2 separate regions of the Mus musculus genome follow, and region 1 is linked to region 2. Evidence: chromatin loops called from intact Hi-C (ENCODE). Cell type or tissue: heart. All regions are shown on one strand. Each heading gives the region's core, and the rest is flanking DNA. Links, peaks and the distances in the headings are about the cores only.

Region 1 (9,066 bases), core at 2,609-6,608, 140 kb before region 2:
TTCTAGAGCTTTATAAGGGTCGTCTGGGTGACCTGAGGCAATATTATGTCCCCTCTCTTTTCTTGCTTTCTGAAATCACCTGTTAACTTTTATCATCATTGCTGGGGTTAAAACCCACGACCTTGTACATGACTTCTGCCATTCAGTTACACTCCCAGGCTTATAGCCTCTCTCTTCTGAGCCAGAAATACCTGCATCTGTCAACCCCTGTAGTCTTACTTGATAGGAATCACAGCTTAATGAGTTTATATTTCTCTAAAGTACAGTAAATAGTTAGCCCAGGCCAGAAGTTTTAGTGTCCAGGTGACCATTGACCCTAACCATGGGACCTGGGCCTCCGCTGGCTCTTTCATGCCACAGCCTCTAGTGGCTCCCTTCTTTGTCCTCACTCACATCTATACGACAGAATCCTGCTATGTTCTCCATGCAAGATGTCCTTGCTGTTCCTTTCCCACAGTTCCCAAGTGTTCCACACTAGTAGAATGTTGGCTGGCTACTCTAGACTCAGTAGATGTCTTGTGGCTGTATCCTCCTGTCTGTTCCAACATAGCATCTGCTGTATTCTATTGAAGTAGTTTCTTTTTGTTGGTTATTGTTACTTTTTGAAACAGGGTATTTTTTAGCAGGCCTGGAACTTACAGGTTCTATGGTGCTGGAAATAAAGGCATGTACCACCACACCTAGTGTTCTCAAGTGGTTTCTGATGCTTATTATAGGCTGTGGTTCTTTGTCTTTCCAGTGCCAGGTGGAGCTCAACAGGAAAGTTCTTGTGGACCTGGCCATCTATGAACCAAAGACGTTTAAATCTTTGGCTGCATTGGCTAAGCGGAGGCAGCAGGAGGGATTTGCTGCAGCTTTGGGGGATGGAAAGGAGCCTGAAGGTATCTTTTCCAGAGTGGTGCAGTACCACTGAAGGCTGCAGTGCTATAGACTGTTATAAACAAGATAGGACCAAAAGGACTGTCACCAGTAAGTCTGATTTGTATTTATTTACATTTTAGCAACAGGCCTGAGACGACAGGTCTTTATTCAGTGACACGGCCCCAAACTGTCCTGTAAAGATTGTATAAATAAAGCCTTTGCAGTGTTGAACTTGTGAGTTATTTCCTGGCATCAAGTAATCCCCCTTTAGGGATATAAAGCTTGTTACTGCCCATAGACTTGCCATCACTGGCTGCCTGTGGCAGGAAAGGCTGAGTGGGGGTAGCAGGCTTCAGCTCTCATGTTGCTTTTCCTTTTAAGGTAGGGGTCCTATATCAACCCTCCTCCAAGTTGTCTGGTCTGCCTTAAGTACTGTAAACATTTAACCTCTTTTGGTCTTTTCCTTGTGTGTGGCATGGGCCCAGGGAATCAGCAGTTGAGCCACTAGCTGCTTTCCTTCTCTTTCCATGCTTCCAGTTGGGTACACATCAGAAGAATATGTCTCATTATCAGAAACATGATGCTCTTGGTCTCAGTTGAAAGGATGGCCAGCTTCAGAGTGGGCTGGGGGGCACTTTTAAACTTATGTTATGTAGCTAGGCCTTTTCACAAGACTGCTCTGTAAGGTTAAGGAATGAATTCTGGACAGTCTTTGTTAGCAGCAGCACCTCAGCTGCTCTATTGATGATGCTGTATGATGTAGACTCTTTCTTCCTCCTGTAGAATATAATGTTATAATGTTATATAGTGTTATAAGGTTAGGTCTGTCCCTTGTCCTCTTGGGGTCCTGCTTCACCCAAAGACTGCCATCTCTTAAACACCTAATTTCCATGCCTCCATCAAATTCTATAGTTTGTACTCCCTTACCTTCATTCTTGTGTCCACTGCTTGCTTCCCATAATTGGTCTACATTTGATCTCACCCTAGTAACTCTCACCAAAGCCATTTCCTGGAAACAAAACCCAGCAGACGCTGACAATAACCCTTTTCCTTGACTTATTCTATTCTCTCTTCTAGCTAAGACAGTATTCCTGAGATGTGAACAAAAAGGTACTCACCTCAGAGAGGGAACCATTGACTGACCAAAGTAAGGATACTACTTAGGTCCAATTGGTGAGTTTATCAGGATTATTTAAGAGAGCAGAAATGACCCAAAAGCACACCACAGATTGAAAACTGAAGTGCACTGCAAGCTTACAGGTAGTCCCGTGGGTTCAAGAGTATCTCTTCCAAGCACCTTGGCTTGTTTGAGAGTCCCTTAATAGTTCTTACATGACATGCTTGGGGAGGGTACCTAATAAACCATGTCAGTTTCAGAAACATCCTGAAGTTATTGTATTAACCTTTTTTTTTTTTTTTTTTTTTTTTTTTTGGTTTTTCGAGACAGGGTTTCTCTGTGTAGCCCTGGCTGTCCTGGAACTCACTTTGTAGACCAGGCTGGCCTTGAACTCAGAAATCCGTCTGCCTCTGCCTCCCAAGTGCTGGGATTAAAGGCGTGCGCCACCACTGCCCAGGTTTATTAACCTTTAAACACACACACACACACACACACACACACACACACACACACACACAGAGTATCCAGATCAGGCTACTTTTGCACTCAGCCTGCCTCTGCGTCCTGAGTGTTGGGATTATAGGCATATGCCACCATGCCTAGCTACTTGTATCTTAAAAAGTTTACCTGCTGGATGGAGTGTTTTGCTTCCTTTAAGAGCATTCTTTGTCTGGACTAGTTTCTTCTTCATGATTAAATGTTTTATCTTTGGGGAAATTCTTAATTGCCAGTCACATTTATAAAAGAAAGGCCCACGTCTACTTTGTTGAGCCCTTTGCTCCAGAAGCCATAAATGCCTGTCTCTGCCTCCAGTTGGAACCATGCTGGATTATAGTGACACCATTCCTCATCTTAGGCCATCAGTTGCTTACGAGTCATTCTGAGCTCTTCCCTCAGACTCAATGCACACTTCTAGCACAATATATAACTTATCAAGTCCTAATTTCCCTCCTATAATTTGTGTTGCTTTTGACAATTTCACGTACCTCAAGAGTGATTCTAAGTTCCTGATTTCCTGCCTCTACTTCTCACGTGCTGGGATTATAGGTATGTACTGGCCATGTCTAGTTTCTGGGATTCAGGGTACTAAACACAAGGCTTCACACATACTACAGAAGCTTACAACTCCGTAATGTTCCCAGTCCCTAAAGATCTGTCCTCTCACCACTGCAGGCAAGCTTAAGTTTGGCTTCTCTTTCCTGAGGATTCCTACAAGGCTTTTTTGACTTTTTCATCAGCCTAAACGTCACTGTACTAGGTTGGTGTCTTGCATACAATATGCTTAACACTTTGCCAGAATGTTGCACATATATTACTCATTAGCCACTTGCTATTGATATTGGAGAAGATACACATCCATGTGGCCCCATCACTGAGCTTTGTTTTCTACTTCACACAAAAAAGACAAGATACTGCAAATCACTGTTGAGTTGTAACCAAGCATCCCTCTCCAATATAGGTTTCTCTTCCTGATGGATGTAATAGTCATCTCTAGAACCAGAGTCTGGGTTGAGTGACTAGAGCCAACAGTCTTTTCTAATTCTTGGTTCAGTTTCAGCTTAGGGAATGGGCAGACCAGGCAATGACAATTGTGCCTACTTTAGAGCTGCAGCCTAGGGGTGGGACAGACGGACAGACAGTAGCAGCGTGGCCATTACAGTGAGAGGACTGATGAGATCTTTGTGGGGTCTGCTTAGGAGTGGAATCCAATCACCCCACTACAGCTGGACTATGGAATACTGACTTTTGGCAACCTTGTTGGCTGTTCACCATACCTGAATCAGAGTTATACAGGGATCTCCTTAAACTCCCATGTCCTCCCAATTTTCCGTTTCACCGAACCTGGCTGAAATCTTATCAAAAGCTTGAGATAACTGAGCAGTGACAGGAAACATCTATTGTGTAGTGGCAGCAGCACTGTTTTGGGTGAAACTAAGCAGGCCAGGACTGGAGTCAGGAATATTAATATTGTCTGTAGGGTCTACTACAAGCCGTTTCACCTTGATCTTCAAGGTCCCCAAGCCATTTTTTTGGCCTGTATTTGCTGCAGTAGATTATTGGGGGTCCCCTTTAAGAAAAGATTGTGTATATGAGTGCTCTGTTTGCATTTGTGCCTGAATGAGAGAAGAGGATATCAGATTCAATCACAGATAGATGGCTGCAAGCCATGATGTCGTAGCTGGAACTCAGGACCTCTGCAAGAGCAGTCAGTTCTCTGAACTGCTGAGCCATCTCTCCAGACCCTTCATCTGCACTTTTTTGTTTAGTATTTTATTTATTTTTGCGACAAAGTTTCTCAGCCATGGCTGTCCTGGAACTCTAGCTGTAGAGAGAAGGCTGACCTTGAACCCACACAGATCCGCCTGCCTAAGTGCTGGGATTAAAGGCACATCTGCCCTTTTAATGCTGGCAGATCCACCCCACAGCTGTTCCAGAGCCCGAGGACGGAAGGGAGGGCTGAGAACTAAAGACTCCGAACTAAGTCGCGGTGTAACGTCGTGCACGTGGGACTGTGGGAGAAAAGTTGTTCTGTCCCAACCCCCAAAGAAAGGCGCCCTTCTAGAACCCCTTTTGCCAGGCAGGAGTTCCGGTTCGGGCCAGGCCGCGGAGCCAAGTGGGTAACGAGCAGCCCCACCCGTGGGTGCTTCCGGCGTCGGTGCCTGACGCGACACTGACGGACTGGTCGTACGGCCAACGGCGTCGAGACAGCGGTGACGTTCAGCCAATGGGAGGGGGCGGGGCGGGGCGGCCACGATCGTCTCGAGCAGCCGCCCTGACGGGAAGGGCCCGAGAAGAGTCGGCGGCACAAAATGGCGGCGGCGGCGGCCGGGGCTGCGGGGTTGATGGCTCCGGCGTCGGCGGCCTGCTCTTCCGGCTCGGCGGGAGCGGCCCCGGGGTCTCAGGGGGTGCTGATCGGCGACAGGCTCTACTCGGGCGTGCTCATCACCTTGGAAAACTGCCTGCTGCCCGACGACAAGCTCCGCTTCACGCCGTCCATGTCGAGCGGCCTCGACGTCGATACGGAGACGGGACTCCGCGTCGTGGGCTGCGAGCTCATCCAGGCAGCCGGCATCCTGCTCCGCCTGCCGCAGGTAAGGGCCGGGCCGCGAGCTCTGCAGGGGCCGTTCGCCGGCCGAGGGCCGAGGGCCGGGCCTTTGTTGTCGTCCCGGCCCCCGGCCCGGAGCTCACCGGACCCAGGCGACGAGGTCCGAGCCTGTGCGCTCCGCAGCCTTGAAATAACCCGCACCCGCCATCCCTTCCCCTTCCCCTTCCCCCTCCGCCGGAGCCGAAGCCCTTTTACCCCCAAGAAAGCCTCGCGAGACCCAAACCCTTTGGGGGAAATGGAAACTGTCGTGGCTATTTGTCCTGGGGGGAAATCACACAAGACATTGTAGCCGGGACAAGCGTGAGTCCTGCATTCAAACGTGATGGAACCCTCTCTGTCCCTAGGTGGCCATGGCTACAGGGCAGGTGCTGTTCCAGCGGTTCTTTTACACTAAGTCCTTCGTGAAACATTCCATGGAGGTAGGCTTCTTTCTGTTTTCTCGGAGAAATGAATTGGGATGAAACCTGGCCTGTTCTGCCCAGTGCTTAGCTGAATTCTGTCCTGCAAAGTCTACACAGCTCTTTCCCTAGAGGCCTGTCTGTCTCTGTATCTTCTGGTTGTTTCTAATAGTTTTAATGCCTTGGAAGGTTCTCAAGTTGGGGGGAAAAACACCCGTGTCACAATGTACATTTCAGCATGTGTCCATGGCTTGTGTTCACCTGGCTTCCAAAATAGAAGAGGCTCCGAGACGAATCAGGGATGTCATCAATGTATTCCATCGCCTTCGGCATCTGAGAGAGAAAAAGTGAGTCCTTTGCAGAGCTGTCCTAATGTCTGTCATTGTTAATACCAACCTGTGAATTTACAGTAGATTGTTCGCATGTGCCCTAGATGCTGTCTTGGGGCAGTTGGTAGGGGGGTACAATAACCAGGATAGCTGGCTGTCCTAGCCCTGCTGAAACAATTCCTGTATGACCACATCAGCTCACCACCCTATTGTCCTGTTTGTTCCATGGTTCTGCTGAGAACCTCTGAGCACCAGGTCCCTGGTTCTCACCCTCAGCGCTGTTAGTGTCTGAACTGGCCATTCTTTGTTCTAGTGTCATTGTAATATGTCGATCAATATTCCTGGCCTTTCCTTGCCAGAAACCATTTGTAACAGAAATACCCCTAGACAGCTGTCTTTTTTGATATCTGGTCTAGCTGTGTAGCAGTCTTAACCTCTTAGCAATCCCATCTAAATCTTCCTTACGTGTGTGAACCACATTTGTCACCAAGCCTGACAACCTGTATTTAGTTTTGGGATCAACATGGTAGGAGGAGAATTGACTCCAGCAAGTTGTCCTCTGACCTCCATAGGCACAACCCACATACCAAACAAATGTTGTACAAAATTTAAAGAACAAACACACTGGGTTGATTAAATGGTTTAGTTAGTTAAGGAACCTGTTGGCAAGCCTGAGAGCCTGGATTTGATACTGAAGTCCCACGTTGTAGAAGGAGAAGGAGACAACTGACTACAGCAGCCCCCAGCTAAAACATCCACACGGACCAACAGAACCAGAAAACAAATATCCCTAATAGTATAGCAGTGCACCTAGACCTTGTCCCAGACTTTCTGCTCCTTCACAGGAGCCCTTTGGTGTTTGCTTTATTCTGAAACAGTCTTGGCTATGAGCCTCAACAGTCTTTGAGCCTTCTGTAGACCAAGCTGGTCTCACTCATACAGATGGTCTTGTCTCTGGCTCCAGAATGCTGGGCTTAGGGGACTGTACTATCGTGCCCAGCTTAACAAACCCTTTGAGACTTGACCATGTCTCTCTTTTTGTAGTCTATCTGCAGGTTTCTCATTCAAGAGTTCAACTAACTCTTGAAAATATTAGTGTTCGGGGTGAGAGACTGGGAGAGTATGAGGTGGAATAGTTTTTGTGTTGAACATGATTAGACTTCCTTGTCACTGTCCCTTCAACAACATTTCCAGTGTAATAGGTATAAAGTATCCAAATACGATGTGAAGTGTGAAGAGGCTGTGGGGATAGTCCACCACTTTGCGTAAGGTGCTTAAACATTCATGGGTATTAGTATTAGGTGAAAATTGTCATTACCCCAGCACCAGTGTGTACCAAGGGATGACTTTATTGTGCTGTGTTGGTTCTGCAGTTTACAACTCATGAAAAGGGTGATCTTTTTGCCTTGAATTCTGACACAGTGTCATAGCACTGTGCAGAGATCCTCAGACTCTCCACCATATTCAGGAGGTGTGTTGTTACGCTAGAATATTGTTTATGTGTAAAGTCAAGGTGGGGGGCAGGTGGGTAATAAGTGTATGTAGGTTTGAGGACTTCTAAAATTTTGTTACAGGAAATGTCATTTGTAGCTTTCTGGTGCTGTGGTATGTATCGCTTGGAAATAATTGTGGAATCTAAAAGGTTTTGATCAACCCTGGTACAGAGCATATTACTCTTTGCCTTCCCTGCAGGAAGCCCGTGCCTCTGGTGCTTGATCAAGAGTATGTTAACCTAAAGAACCAGATTATAAAGGCAGAGAGACGGGTTCTCAAGGAGTTGGGCTTTTGTGTCCATGTGAAGCACCCTCACAAGGTGGGTTTGGCCTGGCACCTGCAGCCACCCAAGTCACACTTGAGCTGACTTCTACTGTGTGCAGGAGTGAAGGCCTTGAAACGTACTGAACGGTTCCCCCTCTTGGTTTTCTTGTTTATGTCTAGAACTTAAAATTAGTCCTTTATTTATCAACTTTTTATAATTGTTATTTTTAGCAATATAAGAGTGTTTGAAATGGTGTCTTTTAGATTTCAGCTTTCAAAATCAGTGGTAAAATTTGAAGTGTAATTCATAAACATACATTTTTCTTGCCTGGTTTGGAAGTTTTCAGCTTCATTTCAAGTAGGAAGCCAGCCTTCACTACATGAGACCTCATCTCAAAAATATACAGGGCTCAGCCTTGAGTGGTTTAATCCTAGCACTTGGGAGGTTGAGGCAGGAAGCTCTTCTGAGTTCAAGGCCAGCCTGGACTACATGGTGAGTTCCAGGGCCAACAAGGCTAGGTAGTGGAACTCTGTCTCAGATAGATTAGATAGATAGATTAAAAACAGAGCAACACTGGGCCATGGTGGCGCACACCTTTAATCCCAGCACTCGGGAGGCAGAGGCAGGCGGATTTCTGAGTTCGAGGCCAGCCTGGTCTACAGAGTGAGTGCCAGGACAGCCAGGGCTACACAGAGAAACCCTGTCTCAAAAGAACAACAACAACAACAAAAAAAAACCCTGTCTCGAAAAACCAAAAGATAAAAACAAACAAAAAAAAAAACCAATTGTTTTTAAGCCTACTTTTTTTGTCTCTCTCCTTCCTTCCTTCCTTCCTTCCTTCTTTCCTTCCTTCCTTCCTTCCTTTTTTCTTTCTTTTCCTTTCCCTTCCCTTTCTTTCTTTCTTTCTTTCTTTCTTTCTTTCTTTCTTTCTTTCTTTCTTTCTTTCTTTCTTTCTTTCTTTCTCTTTTTCTCTTTCTTTTTCTCTTTCTTTTTCTCTTTCTTTTTCTTTTTCCTTAGATTTATTTACAAATTTTAAGTATATGGATACTCTTCATGCCCACCAGAATAGGGAATCGTATCCCATGGTTGTGAGCTATGGTGTGGTTGCTGGGAATAAAACTCAGGACCTCTGGAATTGCTGATACTTGCTCTTAACCATTGAGTCATCTCTAGCTCCATCTACATTTTTCTTAACAGTAAAAATTTTAAGTGCATGTGTGTGGAAGTACATTTTGGAGTCCAGAGGAAAACTTCCAGGGATACTTGCTCCTGAGACGGCTGCTCTCGTTGGCCTGGACCTCACCAATTAGGTTAGACTGGCTGGCCAATGAGCCCCTCTACTTCCCCAGTTGTGGGATTAAAAATGTGAGTCACTTGGGGCTGGAGAGATGGCTCAGCTGTGAAGAGGACTGGCTGCTCTTTCAGTGGATCGGGGTTCAGTTTCCAGCACCCACATGACAGCTCACAGCTGTCTGCAACTCCAATGCCAGGGAACC
Region 2 (9,066 bases), core at 1,619-5,618:
AAGGAGAAATCTTCTACCCTGAGGTAGTACTTACGTGGACTTTGAGTTTATAAATCTCTCACGTGTTGCTCAGGAGCATTAGGGTTGGACTGCATTTTGCTTTCTGACATTGGGAATTCACTCTATAGCCTGGGAACATTAGTGCAACATTGATACGATGAACCCTTGACTCTGGCCTAAGCCAAGCGCTCCTAACTCTTGCACTGACCGTGATAGAGGTCATAAAAAACATTTGGTGCATGGTAGCTCTTTTGCTCCATTAAAAGTGTGGAGTCATTGGGTATGGTGGCACACATTAACCCAGGACTTGGGAGGCAGAGGCAGGTAGATCTCTGAATCTCTGAGTTCAAGACTAGCCTGGCCTACAGAGTGAGTTCTAAGACAGCCAGAGCTACACCGAGAAACCTTGTCTTGAACAACCAAACCAAACCAAACAAAAAGGATAGAGTCACGAGGTTTCATGTTCTCTGTGGAAGGAGTCACGAGGTTTCGTGTTCTCTGTGGAAGTGCTCATTACCAGCTTTGAGAAATGAAATACAAGATTTGACTCACCAGAAAGCATTTTTTACTGGGTGTGGCACATACCTTTAATCTCAGCATTCAGGAGACAGAGACCCGTAACTCTCTTGAGTTCTGGGCCAGCCAATACAGTGTACTGAGGTCCTGTTTTTTGTTTGTTTGTATTTAAGACATTTTTTAATACTTTTATAATTTTCCAAATCCAGAGGAAAATTTTTCCTGAATTAAAAAGAAATGTTTTGCGTTTGTATGTTGATAGAAGAAATGCATGAGGGGCCTCTTCAGTGGCATTAGAACTAACCCTGTTCCAGAGATGAGAGTTAGATGTAGTCCCTAGGAGGCAGTTGGCTGATGTGGGGGCAGGTTTCATTGCTGGGTCACTGGTTACCTGGTTAGTGGGAATATCTTTGTTGTATGTGGAGCTCATCTTCATGTGCTGGTTATAGGTCTCTAAGTCCACCCTTTGATTTGATTGTGTGCTAAGAAGGACTTGCTTGAGATTTAAATTAAATCAATTTTTTATTGCATTGATTGTGTTTGTGGGGTGGGTACACAAGTGCCAACACATATATGGGAAGGTCAGAGAACAGTTTGGGGAGCCAGTTCTCTCCTTCTACCTTATAGAATCCTGGGAATCAAACTTAGGCATCATATTGGCAGTATGTGCCTTTGCCCATTAATCCATCTCACCAACTCGCACTTAAGATTTGCTAGAACGAGCCGGGCGGTGGTGGCGCACGCCTTTGATCCCAGCACTCAGGAGGCAGAGGCAGGCGGATTTCTGAGTTCGAGGCCAGCCTGGTCTACAAAGTGAGTTCCAGGACAGCCAGGGCTATATAGAGAAACCCTGTCTCGAAAAACCAACCAAGCAACCAAACAAACAAACAAAAAGATTTGCTAGAACGAAAAGCAACAAAGGAGAAGAGCTATGTGGGGTGGAGTTCATAGGCGTGCAGACAGAAGCAAGTACATTCTTGACCCTGGGCATTTGCTCCAAGCACACTCAGTTCCCCAAAGCTAAGAGTGGACAGCACATGGGATAAGTCACTGAAGAAGCTCATTAGGCACTTAGTGCCCAGTAGCCTCTTTGTTCCCAGAAATAATGACTCTGAAACTGAGCTCTATTTGAATAAATGCCTAGGCCAATAGTCCTGGCTCTGTTCCCTAACTAGCTCGTATCTCAGTAATCCAGTTTATTCTAGTCTAAGTTCTTCTACTGGTTAGATACTTCTCAGGTTTATGCACCTGTCTCCTCCAGTGTTGGGGCAAATCTACTCTGCCTGGCTCTTTCCCAGAATTTCCCTCTCTGGGAACTCTCACCTCCTATTCCCTGCCTCAGCTCGTTGGCCATAGACTTTTTATTGACAGGCGATGCTTCCACACAGTACATAGAGATTCTCCACACACGGGCTCTGTTTGAATGGCCTTAGCGTCTGCCACCCACTGAACACCAAACTCCCGGGAGAGAAGGATTCAGCGTGAGCTAGGAGGTCTTTGCTCTCTTTTTATTAGGGTTGTGGGCATTGCCCCAAACTGTAGTGCCAGACCTTTTGTGAGAATTCTGTAGTTTTAGAGAATTTATGGTACACAAATCAAGTAATTTCCTTCTCTCTCTCTCCGTTAGGCATTATGTTGTCCGAGGCCCTGAGATGACTCCTTATGAAGGTTAGTAGAAAATCTGAATTTCCATGTGAATGGCAGCCTGTGTGTTCTGGTCACGAGCAGCCACATTAGTTACTTGAATCTCGTCCTAGACATCATGTTTGCTCGTTTTGGTTTTGTCGGACTGCTTGTAACCATCTGCATTTCCCCAGCCTCTTATGTTGGTTAGAAGTGGAGAAAGTTTTTTTTTTTAATGTATATGGGTATTTGCTTGTGTACCATGTATGTACCTGGAGCCCACAGAAAAGGGGGTCAGTATCTGGAGTTCTAGATGATTGTGATCTACCATGGAGTTGCTGGGAATTGAACCTGGGTGCTTTTGCAAGAAAAGAGTGCTCTTAACTGCTGAGCCATCTCTCCAGCCCAGGATAAATAGTAAGACGTTCTTCTGTTTCTAAGGCCAAACAAAGCGGAGATAAAGTTTTGCTAGATACTTTTTAATGTCAGATTAGTCTCTAAGCCAAACAGAGGAGTGATGCTAAGGAAGGTCCTAGGGGTCTTTATAGGACCTATCAGGGTCTCACTTCTCTTTATTGCTTTTCAGTGTTGACATGGTGGCCTGATCCCTCAGGTTACCAGCTGCCACTAGCGAGGTTCTCAGTGATTTTAATAAATCAGTTCTTGAAACTGTCAGTGGTGTCTAGGCTCTTACGGCAAGGCTGACGTCTCTATGCAAGCCCAGGGCAGAGCACTGGCCAGATGGGTAGTGCCTCTGCTTCCAGCCATCAGCCGAACTTCACATGGCAACTGTAGCAGGCCTTCACCTAGTGGGAACCTTGTGGAGGACTGAGATGGTCTGTGGGGCTCTGGGTTCCATTCTCAGCACAAACATAAAAGAAAAAAAAAACGGCTGCTTGGAATGTTTGGTTCAGTGCTTGGGTGATTGAGAATAAAAAGGGCAAACTCTTCCAGGTTGTTTGGCTGATTCTTCTTTAACGGGTTCTTCTTTGGTCCAGGAACCCAAGTGTTGGGGTAATTTGTTCTGGAGAATGAGTCCACGGGGGCTGGGTGTGTCTGTCTGCCTGTCTGCCTGTCTGTGTGTGTCTGTCATGATGATGGTGCTGACACCAGAACTTACTTGTGCCCCATAGCAGCAGGGAGGGAGGCAAACAGGCCATGTATCTCCTGGAGTCCTTGAATTTCTTTCTGTCAGTCTCTAAGAGACAGATGGGCTTCCAAATAATTGATGAAAATAATATAAAACACTTTGTATTTGACATGCACGCATATATAGAAATGAGTCATGGTTATCTATCTCTAGTGGGAGACTGTGGCTACTATTTTGAGTTTTGAAGTTATTTTGGGTTTTGTTTTTAATTTTTAGATAAATTTCTGTATGTGTGTATGTACACATAAGTGTGTGTATGTGGCACTGTTTGTGCAGAGGTCAGCAGAGGTGATGGGTTCTCTGTAGCTAGAGTTATAGATAGTTTTGAATAGCGATATGGGTGCTTGGAATCAAACCCAGGTCCTTTGCAAAAGCAATAGATACTCTTTTCTCTTTTTTTCCTTCAGTAGGTACTCTTAACTGCTGAGCCATCTCTCCAGCCTGCTTTTAAATTTGAAATAGCATTTAACCACTGTGTGACAAGATAAGATCTCTAGTAGCACCAGACTAACTAAGGTTTGCTGATGTGGCGATGGGCTAGAGAGGGTGGCTCTGAAAGATGTATAAGCAGAGAACCTTGGAGACTGCCAGATCTTGCCAACTCAACCCTGGCCTGTTTCCTAATCTATAACTCTAGTGTCTTAGCTGTCAATGCTGGTGTACTTCCTATTCTCCCATCTTTTTATCCTCTTCTGTGTCACCTGTGGGTATGTCCTCAGGCTGACAGTTTCCTGAATCTCTTTTCTGCATCTCCTCAGCTGTCCCTACCCAATGTTATCTATACCTACCAAGGACTAACCTTTGGTAGGTAGATAACATTCTCTCAGGGTGTGTAAGGAATCCTTGTCATGGTCAAGAGCTTGGCTCAGTCCTCAGTTTCTTGTCCTCTGGTATATGTTGCTGTTGATGACTGCTTTTCTGATGTGCTCCTTGGTTTTTGAGCTATTCTGTCCCTTCCTCCCTGCCTTCCTAGTGGCTCCTCTGTAATTCCACATTTTTGTCCTGAGCTCTATGGCAGTTCTATATCTAGTGCTCTTGGACGCACCTATCCCAAGAATACAAAATTGACTTCCTATGGAAAATTTGCTAAAAATGTATCACTAATTGTGGATTTACTGTGACCCTATTCATGTTTTAGTAATGTTAAAGGCTCGCTTTAAACTTTACATGAAAGGACAAAGAACCTAAAGTGGATTCCTTTTTTTTTTGTTTTAACCCCAAAGGCGTTGATGGTTCTGTGTTCTCTGGGTGTCGTTCCTAGACTTGGGCCATGGTTATGCTTGTGGCCCGCCCCTCCGGGACTCTCTTTGTGCTCTTCTTGCTTGTAGAGGGAAGGACCTGTTGCCGACTCTGTCCCACGGCGAGAACTGCGCGTTGATTTTAGGGAGGTCTGTGTTGCTGTGCTTATTTGGTAAAAATATTCCTCAGACTTTAAAGGTGAGGCCTTTGGCCACCTATAAACACTGAGTGTCCTTTGTAATGTGACCTGTGTTTAAGTTAGGGATGTATCTCAGCGGTAGACGTCTTGCTTAGCATGTGCAAAAGGCTCCAGGTCTAATTACCACCATAATAACCAAACAATAAGTGATGTGTATTTATACACAAAGAATCACATTGCACTGTGGGTGTGGGCACGTGTGTGTGCTGGTGTGCTCAAGTATGTGAAGAAGCTAGAGCAGGTTGTCAGGTCTCTCTGTTCCATTTGAGGAAGGGTTTCCCTGAACCTGGGATTGTAATCTTTCTGCTAGACTAGCAGCCTTCATTGCTGAAGTTGCACGCATACCATCTTGTTCTGTGGGTTCTAGAATGCAGACTCTGACTTTAATGCTTGCATAGCTGGTTCTTAGTTCCTGATTCACCTCTTCAGCCCTCATTTGTGTTCTGTAAGTCGTTCTCTGATACCCGGTGGCATCCAGTATTCTTACCTGATTTGCACTGTGCTGTGTCGTGTAGATTTCACCAAGCTCTTGCCTGACATCCATTCTTGTGGTCCTCTTCTTTGAAATGCAAGTGGGTGCTTCTTTTCATCCCTGCAGATAAATGCTTGTGTTAGAAATGTACTTGCGGGCTGGAGAGATGGCTCAGTGGGTAAGAGCACCGACGGCTCTTCCAGAGGTCCTGAGTTCAAATCCCAGCAACCACATGGTGGCTCACAACCATCTGTAATGAGATCTGACGCCCTCTTCTGGAGTGTCTGAAGACAGCTACAGTGTACTTACATATAATAATAAATAAATCTTTAAAAAAAAAAAGAAAAAGAAATGTATTTGCTAGGAACCAAACGAAGTCGTGGAAGAGGCAGAGATCTGAAGCAACTGTAGTTGTCTTCTGACGATGGAGTTCTCAGTAAGGGAGGAACATGAAGATGGAGAGAAAAGGGTTGTTCTATAGCTGTAGTGGGACAAGTGATAATTATAGTCTCCTGTGAGTACAGGTGTAATAGATGGGGAGTCAGATACTGGGGGACAGGCTGAAGTGTTGGACAGTAGTGCAAGCCCTGGAGAATAAAGTCAATAGTTGGTTAAGCTTGCGAGCCAGCATAGGGAGAGGACAGGAGGAGACCAAGTTACATTAGATGTTGACAAGGCTAATACTTTTTTTTTTCTTTTGGTGTAGGTGGCTATTATCATGGAAAACTAATTTTTCCCAGAGAATTTCCATTTAAGCCTCCTAGTATTTACATGATAACCCCCAATGGAAGATTTAAGTGCAACACAAGGTAAGCTTCCTGGTGATGCAATGCTTTGAGCTGTCTGTGCTCGTGGGAAGTGTGCATTCTTGCTTACAAAATCACTTTCTTTCAGGCTGTGTCTCTCCATCACAGATTTCCACCCAGATACATGGAATCCAGCGTGGTCCGTCTCCACCATTCTAACAGGGCTCCTGAGCTTTATGGTGGAGAAAGGCCCCACCCTGGGGAGCATAGAGACGTCGGACTTCACGGTGAGGTGTGGTAGCGCCTCGCCCAGGGTTTTGTGGCACTGTGGCCTCCAACCTTTCATCCTGGGCTGATTCTGTCCTGAGACATGGAACAGTTTTCCTCTTGAGCAGATGGAGGCTGTATGGGTCTCCCGCCAACCAGTTCCCTGTTCCTGGCCACACTGTAGAAATATCTCTGCTTTGGCTGCCTCACACCATGGCTCCTGGCCTCACTGTCCAATTCTGTCTCCAACTCTGCTTTTGTTTTTTTGCTAAGCATCACTGATATTCCTGTACTCCTCAGGAGACTTTGTAAGGCTTGATGTGGGACACAGAACATGTTTCCTGCTTGTTTTATTTCTCTAATGTTTATTTACCATGTTTAATGTTAATTGATAACAAAATATAAGTAAGCCTTCATAAGACTAATTTTTTTTGCGGGGGGGGGGGGAGGAGCATTTTAGATGTTTTCTATAATATTGATTACACAAGTCTGTTTTGAGATTTTGTTTTGCTTTGCCATTAGGATCTCATTATTAGCATAGGGTGTATGGAGCTCACCTATGTAGAATAGGCTGGCATTGAATCTCAGCCTCCTACATGTTGGGATTGCAGGTGTGCACCACCATATTCAGCTCTTTTTTAGGTTTGTTTTTAAGTTGGCTGGGCAATGCTGGCTCATGCCTTTAATCCCAGCACTCAGGAGGCAGAGGCAGGTAGATTTCTTGAGTTTGATGATAGCCAGGTCTATATAGACAAATTCTGTCTCAAAAAAAACAAACAAATTAAAATTAGCTTTTTGGCTGATAATTCCCTTCTCTTTCTTCCTAGAAAAAACAGCTGGCAGCACAGAGTCTAGTGTTTAATTTAAAAGATAAAGTCTTTTGTGAATTATTTCCTGAAGTTGTGGAGGTAAGAAGGCAAAAGTGGGAACTTAGTTTTGTCTTCCTTTATGTTAAAAACACTTTCAGATATAATTGTTTCCAAAGAGAAGCTGTGTTTGTGTGCTTACTGCTGTGTTCCTGTAGGTGTTGTAGTGGGATTGCAGGCCCTCCTTGTTGCTGGAGGATGTAGAAGGCTCAGTACTGGTCATGCTTCCAGATGCACACACTATTGGGTGACAGAGCTAGCTCTTCTCCAGGACCCTATAGTGCGGGAAAGACAGCTTAGGGATGTGGGAGAGACTCTGAGGAACATACACAAGTGTCCACACAGAGGCATGCTTGCTGATCAGTGGCCATCCCTCAAGAGATCTGCCACCAGTAGCCAGGGGGTGCATCAGTTGCCTCCTGCAAGGGCTGGGCATGTACTGTGGGCTGGAAGGTGGTGTAGCTTTTGGTAGCTCGTTACTCGACTCGGGCACAGAGGAATGATGTTGACACCTTGCTTGCTTTCTTTACCTGTAAAATGGGATGCAAAGCTATGCTCATGCAGAGGCATGGGGAACTGTGTTCTGGGTGGTAGATCTGAGCTTGTAAAAACTTGAGTTCTGCTCCCAAATGGACAGGTTAAGACAACTGAGGGTTTTTTTGTTTTTCTCTCAGGAAATTAAACAGAAACAGAAAGCACAAGATGAACTAAGTAACAGGCCCCAGAATCTTCCTTTGCCAGACGTGGTTCCTGATGGGGAGCTGCACCGTGGCCAGCATGGGATCCAGCTCCTCAATGGGCACGCACCCGCTGCTGGCCCCAACCTCGCTGGGCTCCCACAGGCCAACAGGCATCACGGACTCCTGGGCGGCGCGTTGGCGAACTTGTTTGTTATAGTTGGGTTTGCAGCCTTCGCCTACACGGTCAAGTACGTGCTGAGAAGCATAGCACAGGAGTGAGGGTCACAAGCCACAGCCTACAGTTGCTGCCGAGGGACACAGGGCCAGAGCTTGATGCCGGCGTGAAGGACGTGCTGGCACAGGGTGGCCTGCCGGACTCCCGGGCTTCACTTTTTACAAACCTTAAAGAGAAAGCAAAAACCAAAATGTGATCTGGAGGAGACTGGTGGTTCTCAACTCCCTCTTGAGGTTGACTGGACGGAGCCACTCGCGCTCTGGTTTTACTGCTTATCTCCTGTGTTGTCTTTTGACCCTGTTTAGTAAACCTGTTTTGTTGGTTTTGTTTTGTTTTGTTTTTCATTTTATTAGATTTGGTCACTTAAAATATAAAACTTTAATGCCTATCAAATACTCTGTGTGTGTTCTTAGTGGAGGAGCTGAAAGCCTCCTGGTGGGGCTAAGTGGGCCGGCTGGTCTAGGAGAGGACTGATTTGATCTCATTGTAAAATTGCTTCTGAGTGAGAGAAGACTCACACAAAGTGCCGGTTCTGCTTTCTGTTAAGGTAGAAGCAGCAGCTTGCTCTCTGACCACAAAGTGCTGCACTTAGAACCGTGGCTGAGGACTGTGGTGAAGGACTGTGGGTAGCCCAGGTACTGCTGTCAACCTTAGTACCTCTGCTTTCAGCTCCCTTGAGTGATGGAGAAGTAGGAGCCTTGGTAACCCTGGTTCCTTATGTCCAGTTGGCCAGAAGCCGGCCCTCCTATGTTGGCAGACAGTGCACTCCAAGTTCTTTCATATCTTACGGTAGGCTACACCATCCTTTCCGGGTGACCTATGTAAGATGTCGCTCTCTACAGATCATGGAGAGGGAAACTGCCCAGAACACGTCACCAGGCCACCAGTAAGCTGGCAAGCTCCCTTATGGATGTCATCTCTTTGAGATTTTGCTTAATGTACCTGCAGTAGTTGTTTGGGAAGGCTAACATCGTCTGTGTTGGGCATCAATCATCACCAGGGGCTCCTAAAAGCCTTCTAAGCCCACCTCCTTTCAGGGGCCATGGTAAAGCTGAAGTGCTCCCATGTGATGA

What was found. Hi-C counts contacts between places; a loop is a spot of excess contacts. Peaks named below come from ENCODE experiments on the same cell type or tissue, not always from the same donor. Only the 100,000 strongest peaks of a DNase experiment are listed, where the experiment ranks them.
Region 1: a loop joins it to region 2, with 2.5 times the contacts of the local background. A loop is called at or near these places in 1 of 42 quality-filtered maps.

What each region holds. Positions count from the first base shown.
Region 1 is chr4:155,807,740-155,816,805 of GRCm38, forward strand. Ccnl2 (cyclin L2) reads left to right here and starts at 4,750. Exons shown (of 11, transcript NM_207678.1): 1 at 4,750-5,070; 2 at 5,429-5,503; 3 at 5,720-5,829; 4 at 7,504-7,624. The coding sequence starts at 4,789. Mrpl20 (mitochondrial ribosomal protein L20) reads left to right here. Exons shown (of 5, transcript NM_025570.3): 5 at 740-1,092. The coding sequence ends at 913. In heart, for the core only: no CTCF peak of the experiment used is centred there; DNase peaks (open chromatin) are centred at 4,652 and 5,282; H3K4me3 peaks cover 2,807 bases; H3K27ac peaks cover 2,361 bases.
Region 2 is chr4:155,949,329-155,958,394 of GRCm38, forward strand. It overlaps Ube2j2 (ubiquitin-conjugating enzyme E2J 2), which reads left to right. Exons shown (of 8, transcript NM_021402.6): 4 at 2,144-2,184; 5 at 5,906-6,008; 6 at 6,094-6,232; 7 at 7,040-7,120; 8 at 7,753-9,066. The coding sequence ends at 8,037. Among named protein-coding and RNA genes, the nearest start is that of C1qtnf12, 8.4 kb to the right of the region's middle. In heart, for the core only: no CTCF peak of the experiment used is centred there; no DNase peak of the experiment used is centred there.